Linked DNA regions of Homo sapiens: region 1 is linked to region 2. A link is an interaction called in ENCODE POLR2A ChIA-PET data of the cell type or tissue named here. Cell type or tissue: HepG2. All regions are shown on one strand. Each heading gives the region's core, and the rest is flanking DNA. Links, peaks and the distances in the headings are about the cores only.

The links. ChIA-PET counts read pairs that join two places held together with the same protein. Peaks named below come from ENCODE experiments on the same cell type or tissue, not always from the same donor. Only the 100,000 strongest peaks of a DNase experiment are listed, where the experiment ranks them.
Region 1: POLR2A ChIA-PET joins it to region 2 with 5 read pairs; 1 of 35 experiments calls an interaction of 5 or more read pairs at or near these places.

The regions. Positions count from the first base shown.
Region 1 is chr9:88,704,003-88,709,008 of GRCh38, reverse strand. No RefSeq gene overlaps it. Among named protein-coding and RNA genes, the nearest start is that of MIR4289, 39 kb to the left of the region's middle. In HepG2, for the core only: a CTCF peak has its summit at 2,376; a DNase peak (open chromatin) is centred at 2,558; H3K4me3 peaks cover 370 bases.
Region 2 is chr9:89,349,095-89,354,100 of GRCh38, reverse strand. SECISBP2 (SECIS binding protein 2) reads right to left here. Exons shown (of 17, transcript NM_024077.5): 13 at 4,172-4,325; 14 at 3,249-3,469. Among named protein-coding and RNA genes, the nearest start is that of SECISBP2, 33 kb to the right of the region's middle. In HepG2, for the core only: no CTCF peak of the experiment used is centred there; a DNase peak (open chromatin) is centred at 2,720.

The DNA.
Region 1 (5,006 bases), core at 279-4,278, 640 kb after region 2:
GAATAATAAATTTCCCCTTGTATCTCCTATTGGTTCTATTTCTCTGGAGAACCCAGATGAATACACACATACACACACACACACACTTTTTTTTTCATTTTAAGTTCTGGGATACATGTGCAGAACGTGCAGGTTTGTTACATAGGAATACATGTGCCATGGTGGTTTGCTGCACCTATCAACCTGTCATCCAGGTTTTAAGCCCTGCATGCATTAGGTATTTGTCCCAGTGCTCTCCCTCCCCTTGCCCCCCACCTCCTAATAAGCCCTAATGTATGATGTTCCCCTCCCTGTGTCCAGGTGTTCTCATTGTTCAACTCACACTTATGAATTAGAACATGTGGTGTTTGGTTTTCTCTTCCTGGGTTAGTTTGCTGAGGATGATGGCTTCCAGCTTCATCCATGTCCCTGCAAAGGGCATGAACTCATTCTTTTTTATGGCTGCATAGTATTCCATGGTGTATATGTGCCACATTTTCTTTATCCAGTCTATCATTGATGGGCATTTGGGTTGGTTCCAAGTCTTTGCTATTGTAAGTAGATGCACACATTATTTTTATCTCTAATGCAGATGTTTCTGTTCCAGCAGCCATTCTTGGCTGCTCTCCTCTAGGCAGTGACTCGGGGATCTGAGCTCTTTCTCTGCCATCCCAGAGGTGTTCCCCCTGGCCATGGGAGACAGACAGAGCAGGCAACACTACTTAGAAGTCAGTGAGAGCTGTGCCAGGCAGGGTACATATCCCTTTCCCCTACTTTCCACCAGGCAGAACTCACTCACATATTCTCACCCAGACACAGGGAAGGGTAGGAGATGCCGTCTTCCTGTGTGCCTGTAGAAATGGGGCATCATTTGATGAAGATGTAGCAGTCTCTGCCACAGCTTCTGGCTTTGTGTCTTGCTTCAGAAATCCTTCCCCAGCTGCAAAGGGTGAAAATGTTTCTCTCTTCTGTATTCCTCTCTGCTGTTTACAGTTGATGTTCTCTAAATCCACCTGGAATTTATTTTTGAGACTATAGTAAGAGTCTCAATGGATAATTATTTATTCCAAAACCTCTTCTTACTATTTTGATACACCTCGTGATCAAACAAAATTGCATACACACATATATAAATGGTTCTGTTTATGAACTCTTCTCTATTTCATTTATCTATCTATCCTTGCTGAATCAATACCACGCTGTTTTAATGTCTGGCTTTGTAGTATGTGCTCATATAACAAACTCCGTTCCTTTATCTTTCTCAGAATTTTCTTGGCTATTCATATACAGTTGCTTTTCTACATCTGCATTGTTATTTAAATATTCCATTGTATGGATATACAATAATTTATTGACCACTAGAATTTACAACCTTTTTATTGCTATGAACTTCTTTGTATCTAAAACTTTGTTCATATCCATATTTATTTCCCCGGAGTAATTTCTGGAAGTGGAACTGCTGGGTCAAAGAATATAAACATATTTAAGGTTTTGGGTATGGGCTACCAAGTTGTGCTTTAAAATGATTATACCAAACATTTTACCACCAGCAATATAGGATATGGCTCTTTTCTCCACGTGGTTCTCAGTTCCGAGTATTATGATCTTTAAGTAATATTTAATAAGCGAAATATTTTATTTTAATATGAATTTATTTGATTTCAAGTAAGGTTAGCTTTATGTTACTGGATGTTTTTCTTTCTGGCATAAATTGCTTATTTATGTCTTTATTGCAAACGATCATTAATTATAAATAATTTGATGTAAAAAAAAATTGTGGCTTTTGTGACTCATCATCCAAGAGCAACAGCTTTGTCCTATGGTCCTATAATGGAAGGCTGCCCATGTCACTAATATGAAAATTTTTGGAGTATCTCAACCTCCTGGGCCACTCTCTTTTAGATAAATTAATTAGGGGAAGATTCTGCTACACAAAACATTGGGCTGGCGCAGTGCCAACCTTCAGGAGCTTCCCCCAACAGGGACCTTTGATTGTTGGTTGTGAACTGTCCCCGGCCCCACACCAACCCTGCAGTGGCCAGCCCATCCTGCCTCCACAGCGCAGCGAGGTGCCATGCCGGCACCGCACACCCTCTGCAGATGTCCTGTCCCCTGCTAGGCCCTCGCAAGCTGACAGTGTTAACGCAGAGGCCTGCTTAGCGCGGAATGTGGCCACTCCCCGCAGACAGTGGCAGGAGGGCCTTGAGAAGCCTTTTGAAGGCTCTACTCCCTTTGCGTTCCAGCCTCAGGTGAGCGTCCACCACACACAAGGCGGAGGCTCTCCGGACCTCCCCGACAACTGATGCGTTAACTTGGTACTAAATGCCACTGAACTGGAAAGTGTCAGAGGCCATGCAGGGAGCCTCCCACACAGCGCCCCTCAGTGCAGGGACTGGAGCTGCACGCCAACGCAGTGAGGGAGGGACACACCCGGCGCCTTTGTCCCTTTGAGTCGGCCGAGTGGGCAGCGGAGGTGGGCAGAATGGAGGTCATGTGAAGGCTGAGTAAACAGATGTGATTCCTCACCCGGAAAACTCTCCAGGGCAGCCACTGACCCACTTAGGACTGCCCTTTGTCCAGTCGTGGTGCACATTCTGAAAAGGCCTGTTGTCGAATTCTTCTGCTATTTTGCAATGTCAACAGACATGAAGCTCTGAAGTGGCAAATGAGGCACGGCTCTGACAAAGCCTCTCTCATCCCCTGAGAGGCCAAGCGAGTCAGACGCACTTGGGGAGGTGAAGGGCCCCAGAGCGCTGGCGCGACCTGCCTGGTGCCAGGCATGAGATGAGCCGGGAGTCAAATGTTCCCACCTCCCTCGCAAACGGACCAGCCGCACCCCAACGGGGAGGCATCATCGCAGCAAAGGGCTAGTCTTTTTCTGCTAGGAAGAACTTAACAAAACCCAGTGAGGCTAGCACTCTGTCCTGCATCCCGTAAGGCTGCCAGACTTAACAAATAAGTAGACACCACACCCAGTTAAATTGTTAAGTTCAAATTTAAACAACAAATCATTTTTTCAGTGTATATCCCTCCTATGCGTATTTTTTTTAGTATAGTGATTATTTGTGCTAAAAACTCACCAGATTGATTAATATATGTGAAGGGCCTGGCAGAAGGGTTGGTGGAGCAAGATGCTTGATAACTTGTAGTTTCAATGATCAGAGATTACAATTTCCAGGAAAAACTCCCCCTTAGTCAGGAGCAAGTCTCAAAGGTCCTCAAGAGGCCATTTGGGGGCCGGACGCGTTGGCTCACGCCAGTAATCCCAGCACTTTGGGAGGCCAAGGCAGGCAGATCACCTGAGGTTGGGAGTTCGAGACCAGCCTGACCAACATGGAGAAACCCCGTCTTTACCAAAAATACAAAAAACTAGCCAGGTGTGGTGGTGCATGCCTGTAATCTCAGCTACTTGGGAGGCTGAGGTAGGAGCATAGCTTGAACCCGGGAGGCGGAGGTTGCGGTGAGCCAAGATCATGCCATTGCACTCCAGCCTGGGCAACAAGAGTGAAACTCCGTCTCAAAAAAAAAAAAAAAAGAGAGACCATCTGGGGCCAACTTCACTGGAAGCTCTGATCTTTGATTTAACAGCGCCTGTCTTTGAGGTCAACATTTTGAGATCCCTAATTCAGTAAGCTGTCATATCATTGCACTTATGTGATGCACAGATTAATAAGAGTGGATACATAAATCCCAAGGCCATAGATACCAGTTTAAAAAGAACTTTTTTGAAACCACTGTAAAGGACATGAAAAAATTTCCAAGTGCAGCTATTAATGACAAATGTCAGCGAATACATTTGAAACAATGATTTTTCATTATGTCACACAATATTACACATGCATATTACTTTTGCCACCATACTGACCACTAAAATGGCCAACCCTGTGGATTTTTCTGTTTATCCATTTTGCACAAGGCCTCAAATGGCTACCAGCATCTATGTGAACTCCCAGCTCCAAGACCCACCACCAGACACCCTGTTACAAATCCTAAGAGAAGGGGTTGGAGTGACTTCACTTGTCCTTCTCAGCACTGCCACATGCATCTTGGGCCTCTGACCAGCTCACCCATGGGCCCCCAGCGTGGTCAAATCCACTACCATATCAGGCAGTGAGGAGGGACAGTTGTTCTGAGAAGACACCCCAAAAAAACCTCCTATAGTCCAATCAATCAATTGCAAAATTACAAAATAAAGACACAACAACTGCAGCTTACACTTCAAGTACTGGCCAGGGCGATTTCATCAACAGTAAACTCAGAGGAGCCATCCACGAGCTGGGCTGATAAAGCTGCACGTTGGGATCATGGGAGGTGCCTGCTCCCAAGACCGGTTACCCCAGAAGCCCCAGGTTGGCCCCCAGGGCTGATTCTGATGGCCGCCATATTGCAATCCACTGATCTGGCCACAAGAGGTGAATGTCCCTCTGCGCTTGATGAAGTTCACACCTCTTGTAGTACCTGTTCAGTTCTAGGAACCCAGAGAGGGACAAGGAGGTCTTGAGCACCATGCCACATGGACACATTTGTAGAAACCGGAGATGTTGGCCTCCAGGGAGGGAAAGGGAGATACAGTTGCTGGGTTCAACTATTTAAATGGCTGCCATGCAGAACCATCATTCTGTTTATAGATTTCCAAGCGGCAGAGCCTCTTGTCACCCAAGGGTGACAGCTACAAAAGAAAAGATTGTATTTTAAATTAAGGACTATTTAAAAAGTAGACTGAATAGTCACCAGACAAGGCCCAGAACAAATAACATTTCAGGGCTCCTTCCCAGATATTCTGAGGTTCTGATTTAATTCCCACCTATTCTTTGAATACAATATTTTTTAAAACACCAACCTATTCCCCACCTCTCTAAACTAATACTACACTTAGCATCCCAGTCACTCATTCTGGCATTTTTCACATCCTATCCTGGATGTTTGCTCACTTGCAGCACATCCAGGCTCTGTGATGGGCACAGGAACACACTGAGGTGCTGCCACTGGCCCTGCCTGGTCCCCAGCCAGGTGCAAACCATTTCTTA
Region 2 (5,006 bases), core at 522-4,521:
CAAGATGCTAGGCTCAGATTATTTCCATTTCAAAGTTTAAGTTCAGAATTATTAGGTTAAATGCCACTCAGAGCAAATACAGTACTTCAACTTAATTCAAGGCTATAACATCAATTTTTATCTTTAAGATGACTGCAAGCCATTGGCTATCTTATCTGGCAAATATTTATAAAATATACAATCAAGTCCCTTATGCCTCAAAGCAAAAACGTGTCGGAACCAATGATTACACAAATGCATTTTAAGTATACAACAAATCCTTATGATGCTGATCAAGTAAAAACCTAGCCCCATGCTCTGGCAGAGGCAGAGAAGGAGAATGATGTCTTCCAAGAAAGTGGGGTGACTGCAGGCTAAGGGCATACATTTCCACCTTTTTGTTTTTTAAAGACACAAATCCACGGAAGAATGTGAGAGACAACAGCAAAAAGTTTCAGAAGCTGACATGCAAATGGACAACTGAGCTAGCCAACCTAAGCCAACAGTGAGAAAAGCCTAGAACAGCCAGCCCTGGACCCCAGAATCCCCCAAAGGTCGGGAATAGGCAGCACAGGGTGAGGCACAGGTGAAGAGGGCTGGTTGAACACTGGGCAAAGAGGCAACTCGGTGTCCAGCCCCTCAGCTGCAGCCCTCTGGTGAGGCACAGCACAGGTTTGCAGGACATGACGCACCACACATCTAATGGTGGTGAGAGGATGAGCTCACAGGGTGAAGTTCGCCTGTCCCTCCAGGCAGGCAGTGAGAAGTCTTCCTTGGGGATGTGACCAGCCCTAGGGGAGACAGAGACACCCAGGGGCACTTCCAACATGGAAGCAGCCCAACCACATCATCCTACAGCAGAAGTTCTCAGTGCACTCCTTGGAGAAGCAGCAACAGCACCTGGGAACTTGCTGGAAGTACAAATTCTTGGGCCCACTGGACCTACTTGAAGCAGAAACTCTGGAATCTGTGTTTTCCCCAGCCCTCTGGGTGATTCTGATGCTGGCTACAGTTTTGAGAATCACCACCCTCAACGCTGCTCACAGCCTTGAACAGCAGCCACACACCCGGATTTCCAGTCGGCTACTTAGTGGCTCTTAAGTAGGCGCAGACAACTAGGACACAGAGGACATCTGTGGAAAACCTCCACCATGAGAGGCCAAAACAAACAGAGCAAACTACCTGGAGGAAACAGAGGCACTGCAGGGAGAGGAACTAGGCATCATTAAAATTCTCCAAGAGGCAACCATGAGGCAGCAGCAACGTGATTAAAAAAAAAAAAGGAATCTTCAGAGGACAAAAACAGCTCCCAAAAAATAAAAATAATATCAGAAGTAAAAAATTATACAGAAATTTTACAAGATATGGTTGAGAAATTCTAACAGAAAATGAAACCAAAAGAAAGAGATAAAAAGAAGCAGGAAACAAATAATGTGAGGACACCAGTCCAGGAGGCCCGACCCTGACATACTTCCAAGAGCTGGCAGGGACTGGAGAAGAGGATTCAAAGCAAAAATTCATCGTGTCCCAGAGCCAAAGACACTGGATGCAAACTGTCCCACATCCTGTAACCCCAGGATCAAGGCACTTCCAGTGAACCCCCAGAGAGCACGAGGTGCAAAATGATCACAAAGGATCAAGAATCAGAGTCTCTGGATTTCAAGCAAGACCTTCAAAATATGCCTCCCATGAATCCTTTTCTCCTAAACCACTGGAGGATGCACTCCAACAAAACAAGAGTGCAGCCCAAGAAGAAGTCCATAAACAACACCTTATTGAGAGCAGGGTGGGAGCCAAGGGTATCCCTGGGTGGCAAATGCATGAGGTGCAGTGAGCTGGGAATGAAGGTTTCTTCAGCAGATGAAACTGCAGAATGCCTGGTGTAACCGTCTTAGAGGAGACTGAGGCAGCTGGCTGAGGGCATGAGGTTTCATTAATGCTAAGTATATAGACAATTAAGCAACCACCACAAAACAAGAACAATAACCCAAACTATACATTAGGGGAAGTAACAGCAAAGCCCTTTTGCTCTATTGGGAAGATGACAAATACTTAAAACTGAAAACATGTGAAGCAGTTGCTCACAAGCCTCTTACATGGAGATATGGAGGAAATATCCCACAGTGTGGCTAACAGCTGACAGGTGGAGTTGCTAGGAAAGGAAGGGAGCCCAAGCCTGCCCCTCCCTTAACAAACCCTATAGGACTACTTGACCCTTTAGCTGTGGACATGTACAACACTGACAAAAACAGCCAGGGAAGCATGTGGCCTGTCCTCTCCAATGACCTGGAAAGGCCTCTGGGCACACAATCAGATGAGTGGGTCACTGAGATCCCTTCTGTCATATTCTGGTCAGCGGTGATGCTGGACCCGTACCAAGTTAGGACAGGGACGAGCTGCTGGCTGGGGGCCTCGGACATGTCACAAAACTTCCAGGCTTTAGATATGAAATGGTAACTGGGAAACATCATCTTTGAGGGTTCAGCCCCAGGATGTGGATGCATTATCTCAAAGTGGGACTCCGTAAAGCTGAATTTGACACTGCAGGAGAAAGGAATGAGGCCAGGGAGGGGCTTGTGAGTGTTCCCTAGCCTAGATGGAGATGAAGGACAGGTGTCCATGAGCAATGCCACTCTGCTCTTATCAGTTCTCCTATTGCTCAATTCGAGGACACAACACAGGCAAGTCCTCCAGGAGCCAAGACAGCACAAGCACAGGGTAAACATGAGATGTCACAGGTGAGGGTTCACTGTTACCTGACCCAGCATATCACATCCAACAAAACAAAAACACACATTCCAGTTTAAGTAAAATGGCAAAGTATTTAGACAAAGCCACATCTGTAACAAGCAAACAGATGAGTCAACCACAGACTGAACAACAAAATGTCAAGTAGATGAAAGCCCTAGGTAGGTACTGCCTGGCTGCCAGGCACAGCATCTCTGTGGTGCAAGTGACCAGTGACAATCCCAGCCCCAGGGCAGTGGCCTGCACAACAGAGGCAGGTCTTTCCCTGATGCCAGAGGCCTGTGTGGGCTGGCTGGCCTCCCAGCGTGCAGGATCACAGGACCCACCTGCCCTACAGAGGGTAAGGCACTTGGTAATGGTCAATGCAGTTGGGAAACAGTTACTCAATAAAAACAAAAACCACAAAGAAAACGAGTTGTCAAGACCTGTGGCATGGGCCGCTGAGGTGTGTGGCAAACACGAGGGCACACTAGGCACTCATGCAGGGGCCCACATATCACAGGACCACACTGTGCCTTTACCTTTTGACTGTATCTTCTCACAGTTGGGAGAAATAATGACACATTTCAGTTTTTTGAGCTTCAGGTGTTTGAGAACCTCCCTCAACCCCAACACAAGTCGACGTTTAGTCTTGGCCTTGACTGGATCTTTCTGGTACATACGGTCTTGGAAACGGACCAGTTCTTTGAGTAGGTCGGTAACACAAGCATCCACTTCTTTACTAAGCATCTGGCTGCAGTAACTGAAAGAAACATCAGACATCAGGAATTGTGCCACTGGCTGTGACACTGCAGCACTGCTCCCATCCCACCCCAGGGAGAAGAGACGTAGACTGCATCAGACAAAAAGTCACGTTTCAACAAGTACTACTAACCAGAACTGTGGAATTCCTGATGATTTAATTTTATGAAAGGTAAATACTGGGGCATCTTCCCCCATTCCCAACTACAAGGGACAAATTTCTCTGGGCCCTGCCCAACCATAGTTTGCCACAGGTCCCCATCTCAGCCACTACCCCGTGCATCTCCCTGTCATAAAGACAAATACCGGGAGACTATCCTGGAAGAAAAGTGGGCAGGGGAGAAGGCAGAGTGAGCACACAAGGTTAAAGGAATCCTGCTGCCTAAGACATTACACAGAGATTAAACCATGAAAAGGGGCCCAAAGATGATGCACGGTCACTTCACTATCCACTCCCGACTGCAAACCTGGACTGAGGGCCCCTCTTCCATCATTAATACAAGAACCTCAGTAGAAGCAGAATCAGACACAACGATTAGGCTCTCCCTGAATGCGTGTAACCAGGTACCCAGCTTCTTTCAACCATGAGGTTTTTAAAGCACAGTGTGGCCCAGCAACAAGGATTTATGGGAGATATCAATGCCATACTGAACCGAAGCACTTCCATCTTCCCCTAGTCCCTGGCAGGCAGGGGCTCACTCACTCCCTGAATCTGCGGCTGTGGATCTTAGGGAAGGTGGTGTGATTGGGAGCAAGGTGGGAGGCCTCTGTGTCCCTCTGGAGCTCTGTGCCTGGTGGCTCTTCAGACTTGTCCTCAACCGAAGGAGTGGAGATCAGTTCGTCCATCCCCTCTGGCCCTTCATGGAGGAAAAAGGCATCATCAGATATCTGTGAGGCCCAGTGCACACACTGAGGGGCTGGCCCAATGCAGTCTCACCGATGCAACCAGACCCCTGCACACAACCACCACATTCACAGACAACATGCAGAGAGGTTTACAGAAGGCAGAAAAAACAGACGAGGATGCCTGGGGAAAACAGAAAAGCTGGTGGAGGCAGTCATGCCTGGAGGTGTGCCTCCCCTCAATTTACTTATACATTCATTTTTATTATGGTAAAATATACATCAATATTACCATTTTAACCACTTTTAAGTGTGCAGTTCAGTGGCCAAATTTATTTTTTGATTTTGAAGAATCTCTTATCAGGGAGCTTTAAAAAACAGGATTTTAGTTCTAAGTTTTTTCTCAAATGCTTGAGACCATTTCTTTTTGAAATAATCCTTTAGAAAGAGCTGAACTCCAACATCTAAACTATGAGAAACTCAAGAGGTGTGTTTAGTTTAAACACACCAGATCTGATGCAGTGATAGCTTACTGTCCCCAACTAGTTACTTCTACCGACTATCAAAATGCAATTGCAGTAACAGATCACCAAATGAAGGAATGAAAAAACATATACCACACCCACAAGAATGGCAAGGTTGAAAAACATAGTGCCCCGTGGGCTGGTAGAGATGGGGAGCACCTGCAACTCTCA